Linked DNA regions of Homo sapiens: all the other regions are linked to region 7. Evidence: chromatin contacts called from ENCODE Hi-C or POLR2A ChIA-PET data. All regions are on one chromosome and are shown on one strand. The core of a region is the stretch at or near the end of the contact, and the rest is flanking DNA. Distances in the headings are between cores, read along the strand shown.

Region 1 (3,253 bases), core at 557-3,056, 9.3 Mb after region 7:
CACGGCAACACCCATGTCACTCCTCATTCTCTCCTTGCTCTGCCCGGGTGGCTGGCCTCCCCACGCTCCTGAGAAGGTACTGGTTGTGCTTTCAGCTTCCTGATTGGTAGATAGTTGGGTATGTACGAAAACTTTTTTTTTGAGACAGGGTCTCGCTGTCACCGAAGCTGACATTAAGTGGCACAATCATAACTCACTGCAGCCTCAAAATCCTAGGTTCAAGCGATCCTCTTGCCTCACCCTCCCACACAGCTGGAACTACAGGTGTGTGCCACCACACCCAGCATTTTTTTTTTTTTTTTTTTTTAATTTTTGTAGAGACTGGGTTGCCCAGGCTGGTCTCCAACTCCTGGCCTCAAGCGATCTTCCCACCCTGGCCTCCCAAAGTGCTAGGGTTACAGGCGTGAGCCATCGTGTCCGGCCTAAAAAACATTTCTTACTGTGATCTCTTCACAAAAATAAAACGTAAATCCCCTCAAAGTGGATAGTCGTTTCTCCACATAATTATGTCGTTTCCTTTAAAAAGTGGAATCAGGCCGGGCACGGTGGCTCATGCCTGTAATCCCAGCACTTTGGGAGGCCGAGGGGGGCGGATCATGAGGTCAGGAGATCGAGACCAGCCTGGCCAACATGATGAAACCCCGTCTCTACTAAAAATACAAAAATTAGCTGGACGTGGTGGCGCGCGCCTGTAGTCCCAGCTACTGGGGAGGCTGAGGCAGGAGAATTGCTTGAACCTGGGAGGCGGAGGTCGCAGTGGGCCGAGATCGCGCTACTGCACTCCAGCCTGGGAGACAAAGCAAGACTCCACCTCAAAAAAAAAAAAAAAAAAAAAAAAGTGAAATCATGGCAGACTCCAGCTAAACTGTCCGGGTTTCCAGAGTGTTTCTGGGTGGGACAGAGGGTGCTACTTTTCATTATCAGTTGGATCCTGGAATGAAGGTGCACGGGACTCCAGGGTTCCACAGGACCACGCGAGCACCTCCCCTCCCGCCCGGTGTCATTTCATCTTCTTCCAAATTCTCAAAACCCTTCCTCAGGACACTCACTGCGTTTCCTCGCCCCCCTCACTCCTCCGTCCAGAGGCAGCCTTACTTCTCCAAAGAGGACGCTCTGAGTCTGCGTTCCCCTGGCAGCAAGTCCTGAGGCAAGATTTGGGGACAAGCAGCTCCTGTGGGAAGTGGCTCCAGGAAGCCCCAGGAGAGACGCGGGGAGTGAGCCCAGCGGGAAGGACAGGCAGCGAGGACCGCTCCAAAGGTGGTGCCTCAGCAGCAATTCTTTTCTGCTCGGCTGTCCTCGAGCAGCCCCGCCCGCCCCGGGCCCTCCGGCTCCCCAGACGGCACTTAGCATCCCGCTCTCTTCCTTCCCCTCTGTGCCAGGCCGGTCGCCCCTCCAGACCCTCGCGGTCTCTACTTGCCCGTCGACCACCACCCCTTCAAGGCCGCGGGCGCGGAAAAACGGATGCTACCGTTGGCCGCGTGCGTGCGCAGGCGCACCACCCCCTGCCACCCCCGCGCAGGCGCACCACAACCCCCCCACCGCAAGCGCAACCCCCCGCCCCAGCGCAGGCGCACCACACCCCGCCCCCTCCCGGGCAGGCGCACCACACCCGACCCCCTGCCGCGCAGGGGCACCCACACCCCGCCCCCGCACGCAGGCACAAACCCCCACAACACGCACACCCCCGCGCGCAGGCGCACCACACCCCTCGCGCAGGCGCATCACAGACACACTCGCGCTCAGCGTGGCGCCTGCGGGATTCCGTACCGGCGTCTCCATGGCGACCGCGTTGGCTGGGTGGCCTCCATTGTCGGGCTGCTGCTCTCAGCGGCGGGGCTCGCCAGCGCTTCAGTGGGCGGGGACGCGGCAGGTGAGACGGGGCGGGTACGGCCAGCTCGCTGAGCCCTCGAGGCGGGCGGCGGCAGGAAGGTGGTGCCTCGGCCCGTCGTGCCCTGTCGCCTAGCTCCAGCCGCGATGCTGACCGCAAAGGCTGCCCTTCTGAGGCCTGGAATGTGAGGCCCAGAGCGTCGGACCCAACTCAGCCTCGCCCGGATGGGGAAATCGAGGCAGGGAGCGGGGGTGGGCGTGCGTGGGGATCCCTTGAAGGCAGCCTCGGAAACCCCACGGAGCCTGCGCTGCCTGGGCCCTGTGTGAGTCCAGGCTGTTGTTTCACTTCTGGTTTTAAGATACTTTCCCTGTTCTGAGGTTTGAAGCCTCCCCTCCTCTGTTTTAAGTTCCGTGATTCGGAGAAAACAAGTGAACTGACCGTGAAAAAGCCCGCGGGCTTCCATGGAATGCAGGCTGCCTGGGGTTGAACCCTGCTGGGTCCCGGTGTCGCCTCTACCCCCCAATTAACTGCGCCCCTGGAACAGTTCCCTAACTGATCTGCGCCTCATATGCCAATCATTGGGCTGTTGAGTGACTTGAATTAGGTGAACTGATGCATTCCAACGTTGATTCTTATTGCCGAATAAATTGTTTGGAAATTGCAAGTGGAAGTGTGCCTCGCTGAATGAGATTTTGGTGAACAATACTTCTGAGTAAAAGTGTTGCTGGACAACGAAAATTCGAGATTAATTTAACAGGTTTTTCCCCGGTGCTTAACTGGGTGTAAGCCAGACTTAGTTCTGGTCACTGGGTCAAAATGGTAAACAAAAGACAGGCTTCCTGGCCTCAAGAAACTAAAAACATAGTTCAAATGGCACAGAACCACACCAGAGGTAAGAAACAGTGCAAATTTCCACCCGCCCCTAGTCATTTCATGGAAGCGTTGCAGTTGATTTACAGGCTTTGAAATGTTCCGATCTGTTTACATCCCTAAAATGATCATTACTATTGTGCGCCTTTGCGTTTTCCAGGAGTTAAATCTTGGAACTCCATTGTACAAAGTGAGAGCAGAGAATTTTAATCTGAACCTCTTTGTATTCCTTTTTTTTTTTTTTACATGTTTAAAAGTCAAATTTTTGCTACTGCTTAGGAAAAATGATAGCTTTTAAAGCAAGTTACATTACAGTAGATCTGCCACACAGCTATTCTGTTTTGCCTCGGTATAATTAGTTGCTTCTACGTTTCCCTTTCCCGTGTCTCCAGGTGACTCCAGACCAAGGAGGATGAGCTGCTGTCCCTGGAAGAGAACGGATGGAGGGAAGCAGCTCCTACGAAGTTCCCTCTGTGGCTGCTGCTGATCTGGAGGAGGGTGCTGGTCAGACTAGGAGCTTGCCTGCCACCCCCTCCAAAGATGTTCACAAGGGTG
Region 2 (3,381 bases), core at 801-3,300, 5.1 Mb after region 7:
GTGGGGGCTGCCCTGAGCCTGGTAGGATGCCCACCCTGACCTCTCCTCCGCGATGACAGCGCATGCCCCTGTCCTATATTGTGACATGGAAATTCAAATGAATCCTGGAAGGTTAGATGACCCTCCTGTGAGAACCACTGTTCTCAAGAGATTGCAAATCCATGGCTCCAGCCCATGTTTCTACTGACCCTTGCCAGAATGCTAGGTATTGATCACACCCCCTATGCCAGACACCATCCCTGGCCCTACACACGTGATTAGTAACAAGACAGTCTTTGCCTTTGGGGAGCTCAGCCTAGTGGGAGACAAACCCACAACTCACCCCTGAAGCTGTGGGGTTGGAAATACAAGTTTTCATGCAAGGCTTCCTCAGAGGTGACATTTCACCTGATGCCTGAATGATGGAAATCACACAAGCTTGAGGAAGGGGAGAACTTTCCCATTGTAAACTTCCAAGTGTGTAAGAAGTACCAAGGTGAACAAAGGCTTGGAATGCCTTAGGCGGGAGGAACAAGGTAGGGGATGGGGTTGGGAGGACAGGGTGAGGCCGGGATGGGGTTGGGAGGACAGGGTGAGGCCTGAATCCCGTGTGGTCTGGGAAATGACCACACGGGAAATGACCCCCCTTCTCAGGCCTCTAGTGGGACACATGTCAGAGGCTGATGGGGCACTGTCAGCAACTATACCTGTTATACAGGGACAGGGTTATTACCACCACCAAACAGGACAGCAATATAAGAGGAAACGTTCTCGAATTCCAGGCAGGAAGACTTTCTGTCCCATTTTCCTATTGCCACAAGGAGCCAAGAGACAAGTGTATGGCTTCCTTCCTTCATTCTCTGTGTCCCCAGTGGCCAGGGATGCCCACTGTGGAGGCACCCGGGGGCGCACAGTGTCTTCAGACGCCTGCCTGCAGCCAGTGACATATGAAGATCATCTACATCTTTCTTTACCGCAACATTAGCAAATCGATTTTTTTAATTGGCTTGATTTTTAAAACCACTTAAACATACAAACTAGCATCAAATTTATACTTACAAAACAAAAAAACACAACTATGTCAACTTAGTAACGAATGGGAGAAGCACCAAGGAAAAGTGACGGCAGGACCCAATCCTAGAGCGCGTTTCTGGACTTTATTCTGTGACTAAGGTATTTTCCTCTTTCTCAGCTAAAACGTCCGCGCGCGCCCGCGGGGCTCACCTTCCAAACAAGCAGGTGCTGAGGCTCAGGGGAAAGTGGGGACCGTCGACCCCGCTCCTTTTGATAGTAACCAGGCGTCTCGTGGGCCACATTTTCTAAACAGTAAGTTGAGTATAATCCGTAGGGGAAGGCCAGGTATAATCCGTAGGGGAAGGCCAGAAGCAAATTTACAACTCTTCCACTGCAAAAGAGGTGCGAGTTACTCTGATAGCAAAGGAGCTAAGAAGGGCCCCGTGCCCAATTCACCTATCCCCGGCCACAGAAGCGCACACCGCAGCTAGCTAGCGGGGACCCCAGGACGATCCGACCGCAGCCCCCGGCGCCCCAAAGTCCGGCAGCTGGGGTGTTGTCGCCAGCGCCTGCGCCTCCTGGGAGCTTCCACCGAGACGCCCTCGCCAGAGCCCAGGAGGAGTCGGGCCCAGGCCGCGCGTCTGTCCCCTGCCCGTCCCCGCAGAGCTCGGGGGGTCCCCGCGGCTCAGCCCTCGACCCCGGACAGCTCCCAGGAGTCCCGGCCGCAGCTCACCTGGGACGATCCGGCCCGCAAGGCCACTTGTCGAACCACCGCTCGTCAAGTCGCACCCAAAGTCCGCCGCAGGAGGAGCCGGCGCCGCGCTCACCTCCGCCCGGTAAGCTGCGCCCGCCACGCTCCGCACACACCGGGCCGCAGCCCGCGGGGTCGCGTTCGCTGCACCCCGGCCTGCAGTCCCCGCTGCTCCCGCCGCCGCCTCTGACGGGGACCCGGTGGCCCTACAGGCTACGTCCCCGGGCGCCCGGCTCTAGCGGCTCCCACCGAGTCGAGTCCTCCCGCCCGCCCGCCCGCCCGCAGCGTCAGCCCTCCACTTCCTTCTTCCAGCCCGGCGCGCCCGCCCAATTCAAACGAAAACGAAGATTCAAATTCTGGCGCTAAGCGCTGCGATTGAACGGGAAAGCGCGGCATGGGACCAATAGGAAGGGAGCGCAGGGCGTGGGCGGGGAGGGGGCGGGGAAACCGGGCTCGCGGGGCGGGGCTGGCGTGTCCGCGGGCGAGCCACTCACGCATCCGGAGGAAAATACCTGGGTGCATCCCCGGCGAGGGCGGCTGGCGGAGGGCAGAGGTGGAACACGCTCCCACCGAGATAACCCGTCCTGCTATCCTTTTCTTAAAGGACCAAACATCTGGGACACTATAACATTACTCATTGCCAGAAGATTTAAAACTGCTAAAAATTAAAAACAGGCGGGACGCGGTGGCTCACGCCGGTAATCCCCGCACTTTGGGAAGCTGAAGCAGGAAGATCCCTTGAGCCCGGGAGTTCAGAACCAGCCTGGGCCACCTGGAGAGAACCCATCTCTACAAAAAATTCGCCAGGCGTGGTGGCGCCCCTGTAGTTCTAGCTACTGGGACAGCTGAGGTGGGAGGATCGCTTGAGCCGGGGCGGTCGAGGCTGCAGTGAGCTGAGATCGCGCCACTGCACTCCAGCCTGGGCGACAGAGCAAAGCCCTGTCTCAAAAAAAAAAAAAAAAAAAAAAAAAAAATCGAAACCTTCCTCTTCAGTGCATACATCTTACCAAACACAAAAACAACCAATTATATAAAGTAGTTTGGTGTGTCTTTTCCTGCTATACGTGTATTCTCTTTTTCAAAAGCACAGAAAAAAAGGTCATAACATACACAACACGATTCTATACTTTGTGCTCTCTGCTTTTAAATATCCTGAGGCTATCTCCACTGAACACATTCTCGCTTTTACTCTCTGATGGCTGCAGAGCACTGGGCTTCGGGAAACCATAATTTACTTAATCATTACTATTGCCACATACTTAGGTTTACAATGTTTTGTTATTAGAAAACATTCTTCAATTGAAATGGCTTGTGCATGCCAAGATGGGTGAATCCTAAAATAATTCTACACAGGATTCTATCGGGGTCTGCTTCAGTTGCGCTGGTGGCCATGTGGGCTCAGTAGGCCACCTGGGGTGAAGTGAATGGAGCCTAAACACGCTTTTGGTGACAACGGCCTCTCTGCCCCATCTCACCTCCTCCAGCTCCCCAGCAACCCTTGGAGCTTGGCTCCCTTGATCAGGGAGGCCTCGATGCAGGGGACCCCTGAGGACTTCCTATTCCTTTCAGAGAGTCCATAAGGTCAAAACCATTTATCTAATGACCCTCTGTGTTACTTGCCCTTCTCATTCTCATGC
Region 3 (3,375 bases), core at 458-2,957, 9.0 Mb after region 7:
CCTCCACCTCCCAGCGCCCAGATCCCAGCCGGACAGTGAAACGCACAATGTCAGGAGTAACGCGGCTTCACAACCGGAAAATGGGTGATTTTATGGCAAAGAGTTTATAAAAACATCCCTTGGACTTTATTTTATGACAAAAGATAGGAAAACACCTCTTAATCTATTTCAAAATAGTAATTAGCCAATGTTTAAATTTCAAGAGGAAAAATCCGAATTACAGGATTTTAAAGAATATGGTTTTAGGCCAGGCGCGCCTGGTGGCTCAGGCCTATAATCCCAGCACTTTGGGAGGCCGAGGCGGGAGGATCGCTTGAGCCCAGTTCAGACCAGCCTGGGCAACACAGTGAGACCCCGTCTCTTAAAAAAAAAAAAAGGTAAAAAAAAAAAGCTTGTAGTGTTCATATGTATATATATATATTATTCAATATATTACGGTAACTAAGTCCTGCCTAGTAAAATCTTTTTTTTTGTAATAAAATTAGCAACTCACTAAATTTATGTGAATATATGGTTTTAAAAACTCTCAATGAAGATTAAAAGTTCACTGTCAGAGGTTTCAGCAGTCCTTTCCCAAGCTTATTTACATGCTAATTTTGCTTAGTAAACTCTGGCTTCAAAGAACACAAAGGTCAGCTGCCACCAGGTCCCTCCTCCGAGGCTTTGGCCCTAGGGACCCTGGGAAGGCGGCTTCAGTGCCCGCTTCCCTGAGCAAAGGCTCGTCTGGACTCTGACGCGGACCCACCGGGTGGGGTGGGTCTCCACGCCACCCGGCTGTGCGTGGGGCAAGTCCTGCACCCCGGGCCTGCGTTTCCCGCTGCGTGAACGGATGGTCTTGCGAATCTAGCCAAGGGCACACAGCGAGCCTCTACTCGGGCATTAGGCAGGCTGTAACGACTGAGTGCTGCACGGGCAGCGTCCTTTTGCTTGTGTTTTCTTAACCCGTAAGTCATTTAAAGCTTTGTTTTGGAACGACCCTCTAGTGAAATTGGAACATGCCCATTTAATGCCATATTTTAAAAACGCTGTAACCCCCTCCCATCTCCGCGTTCACCCTTGAGGAAATCCTAACAGTCACCATGGATATAAACATTAATAACAAAATTAAAGCTCATAACAGGCCACTTGCCACGCCTTGGTGTTTGGTCATTAAAACCAATACTGGTCTGAACTACAGACCGCGGAGGGCAACGTGGACTTTGAGGCTGTTCGGTCCAACTGCGAGACGCAGATTCACCTCCAGGTGGAATTCTAGCTCGCGCGGAGCTGGAGAATCGGGGCTTTCCCGTGCGGTCCGACCCGGGTCCAAGCCAACCCCCGCCCGAGTGGCGAGGCCGCGAACCCCGGGCAGTACGCGGGGTCCCCACGCCCCGGGCTCCGCATGCCCGCAGGAGGGGTGGGTACGGAAGGGGAGGATGGCGCAGCCTCGCCCGGCCCGCGATGCCCCCTAGGCCTCCCCGGCAACCTCCCCTTGGCGCCCTCTTGGCCTTCCCCAGGCTTCCCCCCCGCGCCCCCTCGGCTCCCGCGCCGCCTCCTCCGCCTCACCCTGCAGGCTCTCCTCCTGCATCCCGGGCGCTCCGTTCTGCGACATGGCGCCAGAGGGCAACTGCGGCGATCGGAGTCCGCGCCGGGCTGCGGGATGTGCTTCAGCTGCGGGCGGTGGGAAAGCGGAGGTCGGAGCGCCGCGGCCCAGCTGCGCTCCCGGACTGAGCGGAGCCCCGCAGCCCGGCCGGAGGAACTCACAGGGCAGGGCGGGGCCGGGCGGATCTGCGGCCGCGTCGCCCATTGGCCGCGACTTGGGGCCTGCGCGTGCGCAGGGGCGTGGGGTGCGTGTGGCACGTGCGGCGCGTGCGCGGGGCGGGTCCTGCGGTGGGCGAGGGGCAGAGGCCTGCGGTGCGCGGGACGCGGGCGGGGAGAGGGGCGGGGCGAGGGGCGCGCAGGCGCGAGGGCGGCAGCGACCGCCTGAGGTGAGCCGGCCCGGGCTGGACGCCGCGGGCCGCGTGACGAGTGGGCTGCGCGGTCGCCGCCGCGGCGGGCGGTGGGCCGGGTTCTCCTTTGAAGGGGCGGTGGGACCGGCGGACTCTCTGGGCACTGGCTACCACGGAGACGCCGCTACGCTTCGGGGCGGGGCCCGTCTTTCCATCCTGCTAGTGGGGAAACTGAGGCGCGGGGCTGGCGGCGTCCGTGCGGGGGGCGTGAGGACGTGCAGGGAAGCGGCCGCTGCGGCTCCGAGACGGCCCGTGGGGTCGGGACCTGCGCCCGGGGCGGGAGCTGCGAGCGGTGGGCCGGAGCTGAGCGTCTCGGGACGGGACCGCGTCCCCGGGTCTTTGCCCGCCCCGCCGGGGCGCCCCTGCGTGAACAGCGGGGCCCGTTGTGTCCGGGGCGTCCGCCCGCAGGAAGAAGCGGAGGCTCGAGCAGAGTCGAAAGAGTCTGCCCGAGGGAGGCGCGGACCCCAGGGGCCCGGGAGAGGCGCGCCGTCCGCCTCTGCGGCAAGGGGCCTCCGGGGTGCAAACGCGGTGTGGGGCGGGCGTCCCCGGGGTGGGACGCCCCGTCCACGGGGCGGAGTGGCGCTTGGTCGGGCCGGGTGGGTGCCCGGCTTCCGTGGGAGCCAGCCTGGCGTGGGGGCCTCGCAGCCTCGGGACTGGGAGGCACTTTTCAGAGGAAAGTCGCTTTCTCATTTCCCGCTTTTGATCAAAAGTCTTTCTTCTTGAAAGCATTGTTGATCCAAATCCAAGTGTCAAGGTGCGCCCCAGAAACGCTGCTTCCCAGACAGTCGTGTCTGGTCTTGCGGGAAAGGAGGAGGCGTCCCGCCAAGGAACCAGGCGCTCAGAAGCTGAACCGGGGTCACAGAGCCGCGAAGCCAGACCTCAGTCGCTGCGTGCATTTCATCCCTGCTCTTGCCTGTTGAATCGTCTCTAGTCTTTGGAGTGCCATGATTTTAGTTTTCTCAGGAGTAACAAACATCCAGAGGCCAGTGTGGGGCGCATGTCTTTCATCTCAGCACTTTGGGAGGCCGAGGCAGGAGGATCGCTGGAGCCCAGGAGTTGGAGACCAGTCTGGGCAATATGGCGAAACGCTTTCTCTCCCCTAAAAAAATACAAAAAACTTAGCTGGGTATGGTGGCACCTGCTGTGGGAGGATTCCTTGAGCCCAGGAGGTAGGGGCTACAGTGAGCCATGATCAGGCCACTACCCTCCAGCCTGGGCAACAGTGTGAGACCCTGTCTCAAAAAAAAAAAAAAAAAAACCGCCAGAGATACATAGCATAGCATTAATAATTTCGATAGTAGAACTGTAGTGCTGGCCAGGCAGTGGTTCTTGTGTGTAATCCCAGCATTTGGGGAGCCCAAGGCAGGAGGGTCACTTGAGCCTGATA
Region 4 (3,592 bases), core at 832-3,331, 7.1 Mb after region 7:
TGTCTTTATGCCAACAACTGTATTTACTGTAGGTGTAGACAAATGTGAAAGTAACTTTATGCTTAAATAAATTTTAGTTGATTAAAGAAATTCAGATAATCCACATGATAACCATTCAATCACTAGCAGTATTTGCCACGTCTCCACTAAACGTCTCAAAGTCGCAGAAAACACAGCATGGCCTAACAGGAGCTCTTCATTGCCTCCACACCACTCTTCTCTCAAGGAGCAGCAGTACTGCCCTCGCAGGGCTCAAGTCAACCCCTACAACACCCTGGACTCCACTCTTCACATTACCCTGCCACTGCCACTCCATCAGTGAGACTGTCTGCTCTCCCTCTACACAGTCACGTCTCTCTAGTGTCACCACCCCACTGCCCTCTCTTGTGCAAACCTCTGCCACTTCTCCTCTGACACACTACTGTAGCCACAAGCCTTGCCTCCCTGCCTGCACCCTGATCACACCTTTCATTTTCCAGGGCAGTGAAGTAAGGTCTCAACACATCAGCATAATCATGTCACTTTTCTGTTTGTTTTTCTGCCATCTGGTAGCACAGTAGCAGTGAGCCACCCTTGGCTATGCAGAGGAGGGTGACACCCAGGGGATGGTGTGAGGGGAAGGAACTTAGGTCCCCGCATATCCCCTGATCTGGGTACCACCAGCCCTACGCCTATATTTAGTGACCCTGGGCTCCACCCCACTGGACTGCTCACGTCCATGCTGTTCTGTGCAGGAGAATCAAACTTCCATCTTGTTAGGGCCAGCGTGCTTTGAAGGCTCTTGGTTACAAAAGCACCCTAACCTGCTATATTACTGTACTATACTATTACTATACTACATTACTATACCATATTATTACTATATTACTGGGGTAACCTGCACCCTAGTAATATAACAATTGGTACCTGGAGGAGGGGTGCGGCTGTGATAGAAACCTAAGTGGTACTGGCTTCACGGCCAGGCAGTGAGTAGTGAGGAAAGAGATGGTGCAGGGTAGAAAGCTAGTCATTCCCGCTACGCAGTAAAGACATCTAAAAAAATGCTGCCTGTATTAACTGGGAAGACGGATCCTGCACTTACCAAGCCTGTGTAGCTCTAGAAGAAAAAAAAAAGCAAATATGCGGTATGTTGGCTGCTCACTGCTGCCCCTAGCGAGGAACTTTGAAATAAACGAGGTTAAGTAAGAACTGGCCAATTTGCAAGCAGAGGTGGAAGATAAAATACAGGAATGCCAAGCAGCTCTGTCTTCCAGCTCCAATCCTGCAGTACTTCTTTCAGTGCCCCTAAGACGCTAAGCTCCTTCCTCCAACACTGTTTTTTGTCACCTCCCATCCTGCCTACCCCCGGTCATCCTTCAAGTCTCACACATACCTGACTTACCCACGCACCCTGGGATCTTGTGCAAGTCTCCCCATTACCATCTCATCTTACCCTCTGCTCATCAGTTAATGGACTCAGCCCAAGAAGCACTAACACGCTCAATGCCGGGTAATTTTCTGCGCGTGTTCGCTCCCCACGTACTCGTCCCCCAACACCCAGCCCTGGGCCTGGCACGTGGCAGGCGCTCAGTGAACGAGACTCAGGAACAGTCAGGTGTAGACGGCAGGAGAAGACATGACACGGATACCAAGCACCCGAGGTCCTGCAATGAGTCTCGGCCCATGTTTTAGGGAGCCTGGGTCTGGAGCCCCAGTGAGCGTGTGGGTCAGGAAGGTGCCCGAGCTCCGCGCCCGACCGCGCAGGCGCGAAACCGGGAGAGCGGCGTCACAACCCCGCCCTAACAGGCCACGCCCATCACTGGCCACGCCCTCCCAGGGACGTACGCGAGCGTGCGAGTGTCTTGGGCCAGGCCTCCTCACAGGCAGGGCCGCGCCGGCAAAAACGAGGCGCGGTGGGAACCCGCCCAGGGGCCATCCGCCCTCCCGTCCCTAACGCCCAGGCCCCGGGGGCTCACCACGTCCCCCGGAACCTGCAGATCCTCCGCCCTCCGCTGTCGCCAGCGGCCGAGCGCTAAGCTGTCCATGCAGCCCCAGGGTCAAACCCTCCCGGCATCTCAGGCCTGGCCGAGGCCCGCGCACCACGCCCCCTTCCGCACAAGGCCCTGGGGAGCCAATAAGGAGAGGGAGGGGCGGGACGCCGCGGGAAGCGCGAGAGCACCAAGGCGAGGACCGCAGGCAGGAGTAGCAGAGACCAGAGTCTTCTGAGACTATTGGGATGCTGTGGGCGTTGTCCGTCTGCCCCAAGTCATTACTTCGCAGAGAGGTCCCTGCATATCTCTGCTTGTCGCTTCTCCCTTCACAGGAGCAGCCGTGGGGCTCTAAAGAAAGCATTCTTTCAGGATCCCGCCAAACTTTTGACAACACCCCGTGGATCGGCTGGAGGAGCGCCCGCCTCCTCTGTCTTATGATTGGTTGTTAGGCCTCGTGGGGAGCCGTCTCCCTGTGGCTGGTTGGCTAATAGATGGCGCAGCGGGTCAATTAGCTTGAGCGAGACAGCGGGTGTTTCTGGGAGTTGTGGTCCGCAGGGCTGCCTCGCTTCCGGGTGGGAGCTGCTGTTGCCGCGGTGGGAAGACGCAGAGCTTTCAGGCCAGCCCCGCGCGGCTCACGGCTTTTGTGGCTGGTGGCTGGTGGCTGCTGGTTGGGAGGCCCCGGAAGGACTTCTACTCCTCCGTAGGCTGGAGGGCACTAGGAGGTCGCAGGTGCTGAGCTGCCGGGGCCTTTGGGCTGTGCTGAAGGGGAAAAGCGCAGCCACTGTCGGGAGTGTGTGCTGTGGAGGCAGTTGCCGCGGTGATGTTCGCTCCGCCTGGCCCCTGCCGGGGATTCAGCCAACCAACCCTCAACAGCCGGCGGCGGCTCAGTCTCTGGCCCGGCGCGGTGCTGAGCACCACTGAGCCCTCATCTTAGGGCACCGAGGCCCGGACTCCTGCAGCCGCATGTCCAGGCCCCTCCTGCCTTAGCACGGAGCTCCCTTGACTGCTCCAAACAGCCCAGACTGGCGCCTTTTTTGGATAAATTAAAACGGGGCCAATCCGTTGCCAGCGATTGGCTAACGATGGGTACACGACCTAGTACGGGCCAGGGAGAAGTAAGCGAGGTCTGTTGAGGCAGAGTTTCGGGAAAGATCTTCTAGTTAAAAGGGGAGTTGGGTGGGTGGGGGCTGTTTTCTTCCTGTTGTCCTTGCCCAGTGTAAGTTTCCTGGAGCTGCAGCAGCCTTTTTGTCACCATGAGGGCAGCTGGTGGGAACCCTAGGAAAGCAGGAAATCACCTAGAGCCGGAACAGCCTGAGCCTCTGAACCAACCCACAGCTGACTACCCGTCACTTTGTCGTGTCTCTGTGATTTGAGTCCATCATTCTGCTGCAGTTGAAGGTATCCTTTGACAAAGCCCTGTTCTTAACCATTATGGTGAAACGCATGAATCCCTCTTCGGGCTATTTGCTGCATGATCCTCAGCAAATTAAATAGTTAATCTCCCTCAGTTTCCTCATTTATAAAGGATAGGATGATAAAGCATAGAGATCGTGAGGATTACATGAGGCATTTACCTAGAAGATACTTAGAACAATGCTGGACACAAACTAAGTACTTAACAA
Region 5 (3,540 bases), core at 1,035-3,534, 5.2 Mb after region 7:
AGCTTGGTTTATAATACCGTTTTCCAATAAAGGGAAACAGAGTTGCTTACAGCAATGGGCAATTCTGGGACTGGGGCAGGAAATATACAAGACGAGCCTGGAGGATCTGGTAGTGCCAGGAAGGAAGTCAGTGCTCAAAAAGCAGAATGCTAAGGCTATGTTAAAGGAACACAGGAAGGAACTGAAAGACCTCCCAATGGCCAAAGCTAAGAACAAGTCAATAAAAAAAAGCACCGAATTAAGACTTAAAGTGTAAAACAAATACCCATGAGTCCATGCTGATATAGATGGCTGATTAAATAAATGGAGGAGGAAAGGCACATCTTGCCTGCAGAAGAATTCTAAATAATCTACGTAGACACTCCACCCTCCAGGAGGTGCCGCCTAACTCCCAGCTGAGTAAGTGTGGGCTGTGCAGAATGACTTCCTTCCAGAGAGGACAGCCTGGAAAGAGGGAAAAAGAGTCACTTTACATCGGAGAAACCTGACAAACACTATCTCAACCAGGCGATCAGGGTCAACAATGATCTATGCTGTGGACATGCTGAGAGTATGCACTGTTGATATGATATCGTGTGAACGGAACCCCAAGCCCCTTAACCCCAATCTAATCATCAGAAAAACGTCAGAAAAACCAACCCAAGTTGACAGACATTCTACAAAACAGCTGACTAGTACTCCTCAAAACTGCCAAGGTCACTAAAAACAAGGGAAGTCAGAGAAGACATCACCAAGAAGAGCCTAGGGAAACAGGAGGACCAGATGTGATCTGGGATCCTGGAGCAGGAAAAGGACGTTAGTTAAAAATGAAAAAAAAAAAATGGGAATAAACGAAGGGCTTCAGCTGATAATAGTGTATCAATATTGGCTCACTGGTGGTGCGGGGTGTGCCACACTCATGTAAGATGTCGGCAACGGGAAGGATAACCTCTGTACTACCTGCAACTTTTCTATAAAACCATTCTAAGTAAAAACTTTAAATTTATTTATTTTGAGACAGAGTCTCGCTCTGTCGCTGGAATGCAGTGGCGCGATCTCGGCTCACTGTAAGCTCCGCCTCCTGGGTTCACGCCATTCTCCTGCCTCAGCCTCCCGAGTAGCTGGGACTACAGGCGCCCGCCACCACGCCCGGCTAATTTTTTGTATTTTTAGTAGAGACGGGGTTTTACGGTGTTAGCCAGGATGGTCTTGATCTCCTGACCTCTTGATCTGCCCGCCTCGGCCTCCCAAAGTGCTGGGATTACAAGTGTGAGCCACCGCGCCTGGCCTTAAGTTTATTTTTAAAGAGTGCCTTTCATGGATTCTCCCATTTAATTCTCACATAGTCCCGTGGGGCTCTATGTCCTTCTGCATTGAGGAAATAGGGCACAGGGCTGAAGGGCTTTGCGCAAGCTCCTGGGGGAGCAGACTGCTGCGCTGGGCCTGAAACTGCAGCCCGGCCCCAGGACCTTCCCTCAAAGGGAAGTGCCCACGAATATTGAGGAGGTGGGCTCTTTGCTTGCAGACCAGTTCATCATACCACAGGCTGCCTGAGAGTCTGCGGCCCTGTCCCGTGCTGCCTGCGGAAGCCCGCAGGGCCCGCGTGGGAGGAGAGCCTGGGCTTGGAAGCCCCGCCAGCGAGGGCATGCCCTGCACAGAGGAGGGAGTGTGGAAAAGCGAGAATGAAGCTGTTTTCCTTCCCAAATTAATATGGAACAAGGAGCAGCTTAATCACACTTTGGGTTCAGTGATGTCTCCAGTTGCCACAGTAATCAGAGGCGGCCTTTACAAATAGATTGCATTTGACCTTGTTGGTTTGATGGACGGGAGTGGAGTCCGGCCGCGGACGGCGTCCCTTCCAGGGCCGGCCGCCAGAGGGCGAGCGCGCCTTCCCGGGCGGGGCGGGGACGGGACGGGGACGGGGAGGGGACGGGACGGGGACGGGGAGGGGACGGGGACACGGACACGGGAGGCTTCCGCTCGCCCGCGGGTGGCGTCTCTGCTCCCACTAGAGCGGGCCAGGCCTCTGGGTTCCGTTTCTCAAGCACACAGGGAGGGTGGCCGCGGGCCAGGGGCGGCCGCGAGACTCCACGTCCACGTCCCGGGCAGTCCCTCCGGAGGTTGGGCCGCGCGGCCCGGGGAGCGGAGCGCTGCGCTTCTCTGCGAGCACCCCGGGGCCTTTAGGCGCCCCCGTTTCCTCGTCAGTGGGGGGCGCGGTGCCGCTTCTCCGCGGGCTAAACTGCTGAGGAAGGGGCGAGTTCCTGCGGCCCCTGCCTGTCCCGGCCACGCCCCACCTCCGCCCCGCCGCGTTGCGCGTTCCCGCGGGGCCCCGGGCACCCCTGGGGCCCCGGGGATCTCTGACGCCCCCTTCCCTCCAACCCCCGCTGCGATCCCACAGGTGGGGTGAACAGCGCCCCTGCTGTCCCACGGGGCGTCTTCGCGGGTGATGCCCACACTCTCAGCCTGAAGAGCAGGACCTGTCCGCGGGTGGGGCCCACCCCCAGGCTTCCGGTGCCCGCGCGGCCTCCAGGGCGCCTCCCCCGGGCGCATCCTCCGGGCCTGGCAGGGAGCGCAGCCTGGGAGTCAGGGGCGACTGGAGCCCACCTGCTCAGCGCCCACCGCGGCGGCCCTGCCCTTTCCCCCGGGAGCAGCAGGGACAGCCTTGGAGCAGCAGCTCCCGCAGGGGGAGGAATGGCGCAGTGGCCCGAGGCTCTGGAGCTGGCCCCCTGCTCGCCCGGGGCTACCTCGGGGAAGCGCAGAATTCGCACCTTTCTTCTCCAGCTCCACGCACCCCTCATGGAACCTTAGCGAGGCCCAGGGCAGGGGATGCTGCCAGGCCGCTGCCAGGCTCTGACGCGGTTGCGGATGCCTCGCCCGGTCTCTCCGGAGGTGGAGGAGTGGCACCCCTGGCTGTGCACTGCGGTGCACCGGTGTCTGCTCAGGGCATTCTCCACCTTGCCCTCCATCCCCTCAGGGTCAAGTGAGGAGGGAGACAAATATCCCACCTTCAGAAACAGCCCTGAGAAACGTTTATTTCCAGGGGACAGTGCGATTAGACCTCTCCCGGCGCGGTGTATTTCTGTGCTTAATATTATTATTTATACATCAATATTGACATCCAGCGTCCATTGATACGTGGCATGCGTAGGTGCTAAGAAGCGCCAGCTACATAGCATGCTTTATTTATGTGCGGTAAATATTTAAAGACTCCCATGTGTTTCGATTGGAAAGTGCGTATTACTGGACAATTTCGTTTCAAAGCTTTCTCTCTGATGTAAGGTTTATTAAGATGTATGAGGTGGCTGCGGTGGCCTGATTGAGAGCCCATGAAAGTCCTGAGAAATAAAATTCTGCTGCTGCGGCCCAGGGAGTCGGCCTTCCACAGTCCCGTTTAGGAGCCGGGGCTCTTCTCCGTTATTAAGACGTGGTAGTTTGCTCTGCATGAATTACCAGCTGTTTGGTATTGCCTGAGAGGGACGGGGTGGCTAGTTTGAAAAGTCAGTTTGCAGGTTTTCCACGATGGCAGAGGTGCCACCTGTGTCACCAGCCGGCGGGGCTGGG
Region 6 (3,555 bases), core at 250-2,749, 7.1 Mb after region 7:
CCAGTCAGAAGGAGCCCCAAGTGTCTGGGTGGGAGCGATGGTGTTCCCTGAGATGGGAACCAAGAGGAGAGGCACTTTGGAGGGAAGGCCCAGTGTGGTTTGGGGATATCCAATAAAAGATGGCCCCTCCTCAAAGTTAGTGGATGCTAGGCTCTGGGATGCAGGGGAGGGTTCTGGGCTTGCTATTGAGGTTTCCCTGGAGGTTGATGTCACTGGGGGCATGGAGATTACTCAGGCCAGAAGGTGTGTGGGAAGCATGGGGTGTGGGGTACAGAGTACACCACATGGAGAGCCAACATCAGGGGGATTCCCAAGGGAGAAAGACAAGCCAGGGATCATCCAAGGAGGCAAGACGGGAGGAGTGCAGGGATCTGTGGACCCACCCAGCCCCTTCTGTTCTGAGGTTACAATGGGTGATGGCTCTGTGGGGCTGCAATGAGTGGCGGCACGCGCGGAGGGCCAGGGGAGGAGGGACATGCTGTGGGCTCCGGGTTCAGGTCCCAGGACTGAATTGGAAGCACCCTGTCTGTGTTGAAGTTCAAGATCTACCACTTCTGTTCCCAGACCTCCCAGTTCTTCCTCACCTTTATGCAATTTCATTTTTGATAATTTCAGCTTCCTAAATGTACACATCTGACTTCACTTTCACTCACATGTCTCACCCCCACCCCTCCACCGGCCCCTTCTATTACAGACCCAGGAGACACAGGAAGTGCAAGGAAGGTCTGGAGCCCCAAAAGCCAGGAGCCTCAGGAGTCAGGTGTCCTGACAGCCAGGAACCCTGACACCCAGGAGCCCTGGCACCCAGGAACCCCAACAGCCAGAAGCCTCTACCACCAGGAGCCCTGACAGCAAGGAACCCCGACACCCAGGAGCCCCTACTACAGCCAGGAAGCCAGGAACCCTAACACCAGGAGCCCTGACACCCAGTCACCCCGACAGCCAGGAAGCCAACAGCAAGAAGCCTCTACCACCAGGAGCCCTGACAGCAAGGAACCCCGACACCCAGGAGCCCCTGCTATAGCCAGGAACCCTAACACCCAGGAGCCCCTACAGTCAGGAACCCCGACACCCAGGGGTCCCGACAGCCAGGAACCCCGACACCCAGGGGTCCCGACAGCCAGGGGCCATTACGGCCAGGAGCCCCGACAGCCAGGGACCTCGACGGCCAGAATCCACTACATCCAGAAGCCCTTATAACCGGGAACCTCCATAGCCAGGAGCCCCTACAGCCAGGAGCCCCTTCAGCCAGGGAGCCCCGAAAGCCAGGAGCCCCGACAGCCAGGAACCATAACAGCCATGAACCCCGGGAGCCAGGAGGCCCGCAGCGGAGTGCCCAGACTTGGCAGGGTCAGAGCCCCCCAGCGGGATCCAGAGCCCGCCGCCGAGGCCCCTTTTGGGATTTCTCAGGCTCGGCAGCCTCAGCGCAGGCAGGGGCGGGGCTTTCCCTCGCGCAGCCGCTCAGCTCCCCGTGGCCCCGCCCACATCCGGCCGCCGGCACTGGATTGCTTCTGTCTGGCGGCGGCAGCATGGCGGCGGGGGCGGCTGAGGCAGCTGTAGCGGCCGTGGAGGAGGTCGGCTCAGCCGGGCAGTTTGAGGAGCTGCTGCGCCTCAAAGCCAAGTAAGCGGGGCGGCGAGCGGTAGGAGTGAGGAGCCGGAGCGGGAGCGGCCGCGAGACCGGGCCGGTGTGGGGCGGCGGGTGGCCCAGCCTGGCTTCTTGGTGCCCGGCTCCCTTCGGCCTCGGGGGACCGGGCCCGGCGCCACCCGTAGACTCCCCCGAGCCTCCGCGTGAGTGGCCCGAGCCGCAGGTTCCCCGCCCCGGAACAGCGAGCAGGGCGCGAGGCTCGCCTGGAAGCCCCGGCCCCAGCCCTGGCTCCGACCCCGACGGCTGTCCAAGCCCGGGGGACGCGACCTTCCCGGCCTCTGGCCTGGGCGGCCCCGCCGCGGGACGGAGGCGGTGGTGACTCAGCCGTGCCGCAGTGGCGGGGCGGGGGACGGGGCGGCGCCGAGACCCCGGCCCTCCGCGCCACGGAGCGGGACCCACGGCTGCGGGCTCCACCTTTCCTGTGCCCGCCGGGAGGGAGCGGCAGGCTCGGCGTCGGCCCATTGCTCTTCAGCCTCCCTTCAGGAACGCCCCTGTCGCAGGAAGAGCGGCGAGGGAAGGCCCCGTTGCATTAGCTAGGCCTGGCTGCCTTTTGAAGTCAGCCTTTAAAGTTTGTTGGACAGCAGGTAGCCTCAGTCTTCAGACTTAACCTGTTGCCGGAGACAGAGATTTCCTGTTCCATGAACTGGTGTAGTGAGAGTCTGTTCAGATTTGGCGCCGGTGTCCAGGTCTTCAATCCCTGGGAAGACTACAAAAGGAGATCCAGAGGAATGCATAGAAAGCGTTTTCTGGGTGGACTAGAAGCTCTGAACTGCAAGCATGCTTACGAGTAAATGCTTACTAGCGTGCGTGCCTGCAGGGAAAGGTCTGCACGTGGACTCTCCGTGATAATACCACCTCACATTGTAGACTACTCCAAGGACTGAGTTGTTCTCTTAGTTGTATTATTAGCGGTTGTTATGGGAACTCTTATGTCGGATTGCCTGGGATCCAGTCCCACCGCAGCCACTCAGTAGCCATGTAACCCCTGGGCACGTTTCATGCCCAAGCCTCAGTTTCCCGACGGTGACATAGATTAGCACCTGTTAGTACCTCAGGGTTGTTGTGAGGGTTAAATGAGATGACGTATGTAAAATACAAATAATACAATGCCTAGTATGCAGGAAGCACTCAGTAGATGTTGGCACTTAGTATTTCAGTAGGAAGTAGAATGGTTCATGGAATTCACAGGCAAAAAGCTTTGTTTTGTTTTGTTTTTGAGACAGGGTCTGGCTCTGTCACCCAGGCTGCAGTGTAGTGGAGCGATCACGGCTCCCTGCAGCCTCCGCCTCCCAGGCTCAAGTGATCGACCCACCTCATCCTCCCGAGTAGCTGGGACCACAGGTGCTCACCACCACGCCCGTCTAATTTTTATTTTTTTTTATAGAGACGAGGTCTCGCCATGTTGCCCAGCCTCGTCTCGACCTTCTGGACTCGAGCGATCTGCCCTCCTCAGCCTCCCAAAGGGTTGGGATTACAGGTGTGAGCTACCACGTCCGGCCAGAAATGCTTATTGATCTAAATTTTGTTTTGTTTGTTTTCGAGACAGGCTGTTGCTCTGTTGCCCAGGCTGAGTGCAGTGGCGTGATCTCGGCTCACTGCAGCCTCTACCTCCTGGGTTCAAGCGATCCTCCCACCTCAGCCTCCTGAGTATCTGGGACTACACGTGCGGTCCACCACGCTGGGCTAATTTGTGTATTTTTCGTAGAGGCAGGGTTTCCTCATGTTGCCCAGGCTGGTCTCTGGAACTCCTGAGCTCAAGTGATTCGCCTGCCTCGGCCTTGTAAAGTATCGGGATTACAGGCTTGAGCCCCCGTGACCTGCCCTGTTGATCTAAATTGAGTGAAATTTTGCCGACTGAATTTGAATTAGAGGCAAGTAGTACTCTGATTTTGCAATGGAGAGTGCAGGTG
Region 7 (3,313 bases), core at 456-2,955:
TTGAAATTTACTTCGGAGATACAGCAAGGGACTCCAAAAGGCCATGGAGAGAGAATTTCAACTAAAATTGAAAAGCCATACAGAGGTCTGCATAAAAAACAAACAGCACACCACAAATCAAAACCTTTAAGATAAAAACTTAATTAGCATCTACAGGTTGAATGAGCTAGTAACTTATGCCAATCTTATCATTACATTAGCTGAAAAGAAAACGAACTGACAGATTAATCAAAGAACAAAGCAGTAGCTTCACTTCAGCAAAAGCTCCATAGGATCACCAAAGAATAACTGGTGTGACTACCGTTTTCTCACTGGTGGATTAGTTTTTGGCAAGATTTTTAATGTCTAAATTTAAGTTAAACTTCAGTTTAAAGAAATTAAGATTAACTTCATTTAGTCACAGCACACTTCCAAAACGGTCAAGCTTAGTACTGCTGAACAGCTGTAGTTGCATAAAAACAACGCATAGTCCTAAGTAGGGAAATGGGAAAGGGCTTTAAATACAAAAACAAAAAAAACATGCACACCCGATAAGGGCACATCTGAATCCCATCCTTCTTATCCTATCATAACACAAAACAGCTACGGTTTTCTGGGAAACATCCTGGACCGCTAGGGGAAAATAACACCAGACATTTCAATTCACTGTAACGAACTCTCATCAATAATAATAACCTTTAGCTGTTGTGACAACACGACATAAATCAAAATTAAATTGAATTTTTAAAATTGTTAGTTCCTACGTTTAAAAAAAAGTTGTTTTAAATACATTCTGTTCTTTCAAAACTGAATTTCCTCAGATCACACAATTTAAGACGCCTTTATGTCTTCTTCCGCTTGTCACACGTCTTTCGGGTTCTGACCAGCACATCAAGGGGACTCTAAGCAGGCCACGTGGTTAGTGTTTGCTAGAACTTGTTTAGCTTCAGATCCAGTCATCGAGCATGCTAGGCTTGGCTACTCGCGCTCCACACAGTTTATCCAAAGATCTAAACCCCGAATGAACCTGAATAGTTATTTGCTACAATGTCTTTCTCAAATCTCACATGTTCCTAAAATAAGGGTGCCCATGCAGTAGAGACGGATCCGGGCAGGATCATTAGATAAAATACGAAGGCTTTAAACGTCCTTCTCCCAACAATCAGCCTGGGACCGGCGTCGGGGCAGCAGCCTCACCAAGATTCGGAGCGACATCCTCGCCAGGATTCGAAACACCTAGGAGACCCGCGCCCGGCTGACTCCCAGCCCCTGGGACCCCGTGAAGACGCAAACCTCGGGACGCCTCCCGCAGAACCACCTGTCAGAGCCAAGCAACAGTCCCCGCCCCGGAGCCTCCGAGCTCCTGCTCGAAGGCAATGACAGCAGGAGACCCCGCTCCCTCGGGGTTCTCGCGGCCATAGGCGCCGCAGTCCACTGCCCTCCGGCTAAAGAGGTCCCGGGCCATCACCTGCCCGCCTACCGACCACGCCCGACCCTCCACTGAACTGAGTCTCCGTCCGGATCAGCCGGCCCGCCACGAACCCAGCTCCAGTCTCCGGCCGCTCCTTCTTATCCGCCCTGTCCTGCCGCGTCGCCGCCGTCCGAGCCGGCAGCCTGCTACTTACCTCCTGACAACTGCATGGAGTAAACCACACCGCCTTGTTAAATGCCGTCGCCGCCGCCGCCGTCTTCGTCACCGTCACAGTCGCCGCCGCCATCTTTGTTGTGTCTCCGACTCCCTTCCCGCCCCCCTGCCTTGCTCAAGTCTCGCGTGAGCAGGATGGAGGGCGAAAGCGAGGAGGGGCCTGTTTGTCTCTCTTGGGGTTCCGTAGGCAGCAGGGGGCAGGGATTAAGGGGGGGTGTGTGCGGGGCGGGTACTGAGTGGGCGGGGCCTTGCTCGGGTAACTCCCAGGGGCTGGCTAGAGACCCAGAGGCGCAGAGCGGAGAGGCCTGCGGCGAGGATGGAGGGCCTGGCAGTGCGGTTGCTGCGCGGCAGCAGGCTGGTGAGTGCGTTCGAGGCTGGCGTCCTGGGGGCCCAGGGCGACCTTGGCCCCTGGAATCGCAGCTGGCAGAGCCTTCTAACGGGCCTCGGGGCGCCGGCCTGAGCCCCGCTCCACGTCCTGGGTCCCCAGACTCTTTACCCGCGGGCAGTCTATGACCCCGACCCCCTTCAGGCCTCTGGTGGAGGCAGCTGGTGGCAAGGGGGTCGGGGCTGTCTAGAAGCTGCTTTGGCGGAGCAAGTACCTTGAGTGGAGTCGGAGGGTCGCGTCCGCAAGATGTCCTTTGCAGGCCGTTGCGTCCTGAGAGCCACCGAGTCTGGATCTCTGGATCTCTGGATGCATTTTGCACAGATGTCACCTCCCTGATGCCCTAACGCACCTTTCCCGAGTGATTACATTTCACACCCCCTCCCCCAAAAAAGATAGTTAAAATATAGGCCCAGTCTCATTCTGAGCAGGTGTCTCCCTGTCCTTCCTTCCGCGGCCCCGCTCAAAGGTAGTAAGGGACTTCGGAGTTGTTCGGGCTTCCCGGCCAGGGACAGAGTTCCCTCTGCCCCTTATCTCATGTCTGGAGCCTGGGTATCTTCCGTGGATAGACTCACCGCCGCCCAGGGGAGCCGGAGCCGGTGCCGGTCCCTCTTCCATGAACTTAAGCTGAAACCAGCCTCTTGTTGTGCTTAATTCTTATCTGTGCACCCACACAAACTGTTAACAGCCCCTGTGTTAACATCCTATGCTCTTCACCCCTTGGACCTATTATATAGCATGCTTTTCAGAACATACACATTTGGATACACTTGTATTTGTCAGTACACTTCACTGGGAATTTTCCCACTGCTTACGTGTGCTTTTAATGTTTCCTTTGCATTTGCTTTAATGAGTTAGGCTTTCCAACTGCTGCTTCAGTCTTATGCCCAGAGGCAGAACTCTGACCCTTTTTCTTATTAGAGATAATTAATGTTATTTGACTGTTTTACAGGCCTGAAGTGCAATAAAAAACAGTAAGTGATTATTGTTTAATACTGTTTATAATTGTTGGTTAATAACTTAGCAAAGAAAATTTCTTTGGTTTTACAATTTGACTCTGTTTTAGAGCCAAAATTTATTGACCGCATACTCTGTGGTAGGCACGTTCTCGTTCTACCTGAGTCATCTCAATTCTCACAACCATCTTAACAAGTAGTTTAATCTTGCAGATGCTGAAAAAGAATAATAGCTTGCCCACAGATAGAAAGGGATAGAGCTGGTGGTATTCGAACTCTGGTCTGATTCTAAACTTAACCTTCATATACTACTGTCTCCCCGTCCTTAGAGATATCAAAAACCTATTTTGT

What was found. A loop is a pair of places that touch in the nucleus more often than their neighbours do. ChIA-PET counts read pairs that join two places held with the same protein, here RNA polymerase II (POLR2A). Pooled maps may share reads with other maps.
Region 1: a loop to region 7 is called in a pooled map, with 5 times the contacts of the local background. The contact joins the promoter of LRRC27 here to the promoter of IKZF5 in region 7. A Hi-C loop is called at or near these places in 3 of 50 pooled maps.
Region 2: a loop to region 7 is called in a pooled map, with 28 times the contacts of the local background. The contact joins the promoter of MKI67 here to the promoter of IKZF5 in region 7. A Hi-C loop is called at or near these places in 4 of 50 pooled maps.
Region 3: a loop to region 7 is called in a pooled map, with 13 times the contacts of the local background. The contact joins the promoter of BNIP3 here to the promoter of IKZF5 in region 7. A Hi-C loop is called at or near these places in 3 of 50 pooled maps.
Region 4: a loop to region 7 is called in a map of CD8-positive, alpha-beta T cell, with 22 times the contacts of the local background. The contact joins the promoter of C10orf143 here to the promoter of IKZF5 in region 7. A Hi-C loop is called at or near these places in 4 of 168 maps with a recorded cell type or tissue (CD4-positive, alpha-beta T cell, CD8-positive, alpha-beta T cell and naive thymus-derived CD4-positive, alpha-beta T cell) and 8 of 50 pooled maps. POLR2A ChIA-PET finds 5 or more read pairs at or near these places in 1 of 52 experiments (CD4-positive, alpha-beta T cell).
Region 5: a pooled map shows a loop between it and region 7 (4-fold over the local background). The contact joins the enhancer-like site here to the promoter of IKZF5 in region 7. A Hi-C loop is called at or near these places in 3 of 50 pooled maps.
Region 6: a loop to region 7 is called in a pooled map, with 7 times the contacts of the local background. The contact joins the promoter of GLRX3 here to the promoter of IKZF5 in region 7. A Hi-C loop is called at or near these places in 6 of 50 pooled maps.

The regions. Positions count from the first base shown.
Region 1 is chr10:132,330,387-132,333,639 of GRCh38, forward strand. It overlaps LRRC27 (leucine rich repeat containing 27), which reads left to right and starts at 1,807. Exons shown (of 11, transcript NM_030626.3): 1 at 1,807-1,870; 2 at 3,091-3,253. The coding sequence starts at 3,139. It also overlaps a transcript of STK32C not described here. RefSeq lists an enhancer at 1,090-1,624 and a silencer at 1,509-1,628.
Region 2 is chr10:128,124,373-128,127,753 of GRCh38, forward strand. MKI67 (marker of proliferation Ki-67) reads right to left here and starts at 2,051. Exons shown (of 15, transcript NM_002417.5): 1 at 1,727-2,051; 2 at 1,204-1,384. The coding sequence starts at 1,295. RefSeq lists a silencer at 1,831-2,200 and an enhancer at 2,311-2,540.
Region 3 is chr10:131,980,216-131,983,590 of GRCh38, forward strand. BNIP3 (BCL2 interacting protein 3) reads right to left here and starts at 1,708. Exons shown (of 6, transcript NM_004052.4): 1 at 1,546-1,708. The coding sequence starts at 1,591. RefSeq lists an enhancer at 887-1,811 and silencers at 1,219-1,448, 1,679-1,978, 2,029-2,218, 2,259-2,378.
Region 4 is chr10:130,108,749-130,112,340 of GRCh38, forward strand. C10orf143 (chromosome 10 open reading frame 143) reads right to left here and starts at 2,082. Exons shown (of 4, transcript NM_001355042.2): 1 at 1,956-2,082. The coding sequence starts at 2,024. LOC102724883 (a long non-coding RNA gene) reads left to right here and starts at 2,545. Exons shown (of 3, transcript NR_188169.1): 1 at 2,545-3,368. It also overlaps the pseudogene CTAGE7P. RefSeq lists enhancers at 287-546, 1,137-1,246, 1,407-1,586, 2,447-2,776, 3,257-3,386 and a silencer at 1,777-2,156.
Region 5 is chr10:128,208,492-128,212,031 of GRCh38, forward strand. No RefSeq gene overlaps it. Among named protein-coding and RNA genes, the nearest start is that of LINC01163, 76 kb to the right of the region's middle. RefSeq lists an enhancer at 997-1,558 and silencers at 1,758-1,947, 2,038-2,197, 3,527-3,540. Within about 2 kb of position 2,285, at least 16 of the 41 ENCODE cell types and tissues checked have a DNase peak (open chromatin) inside an H3K27ac peak, as active enhancers do.
Region 6 is chr10:130,134,892-130,138,446 of GRCh38, forward strand. GLRX3 (glutaredoxin 3) reads left to right here and starts at 1,500. Exons shown (of 11, transcript NM_006541.5): 1 at 1,500-1,621. The coding sequence starts at 1,530. LOC105378561 (a long non-coding RNA gene) reads right to left here and starts at 1,480. Exons shown (of 6, transcript XR_001747659.2): 1 at 1-1,480. RefSeq lists a silencer at 1,482-2,081 and enhancers at 2,282-2,331, 2,610-3,245, 3,246-3,555.
Region 7 is chr10:123,007,090-123,010,402 of GRCh38, forward strand. IKZF5 (IKAROS family zinc finger 5) reads right to left here and starts at 1,706. Exons shown (of 5, transcript NM_001372123.1): 1 at 1,605-1,706; 2 at 1-87. ACADSB (acyl-CoA dehydrogenase short/branched chain) reads left to right here and starts at 1,917. Exons shown (of 11, transcript NM_001609.4): 1 at 1,917-1,982. The coding sequence starts at 1,941. RefSeq lists enhancers at 983-1,212, 1,493-1,822.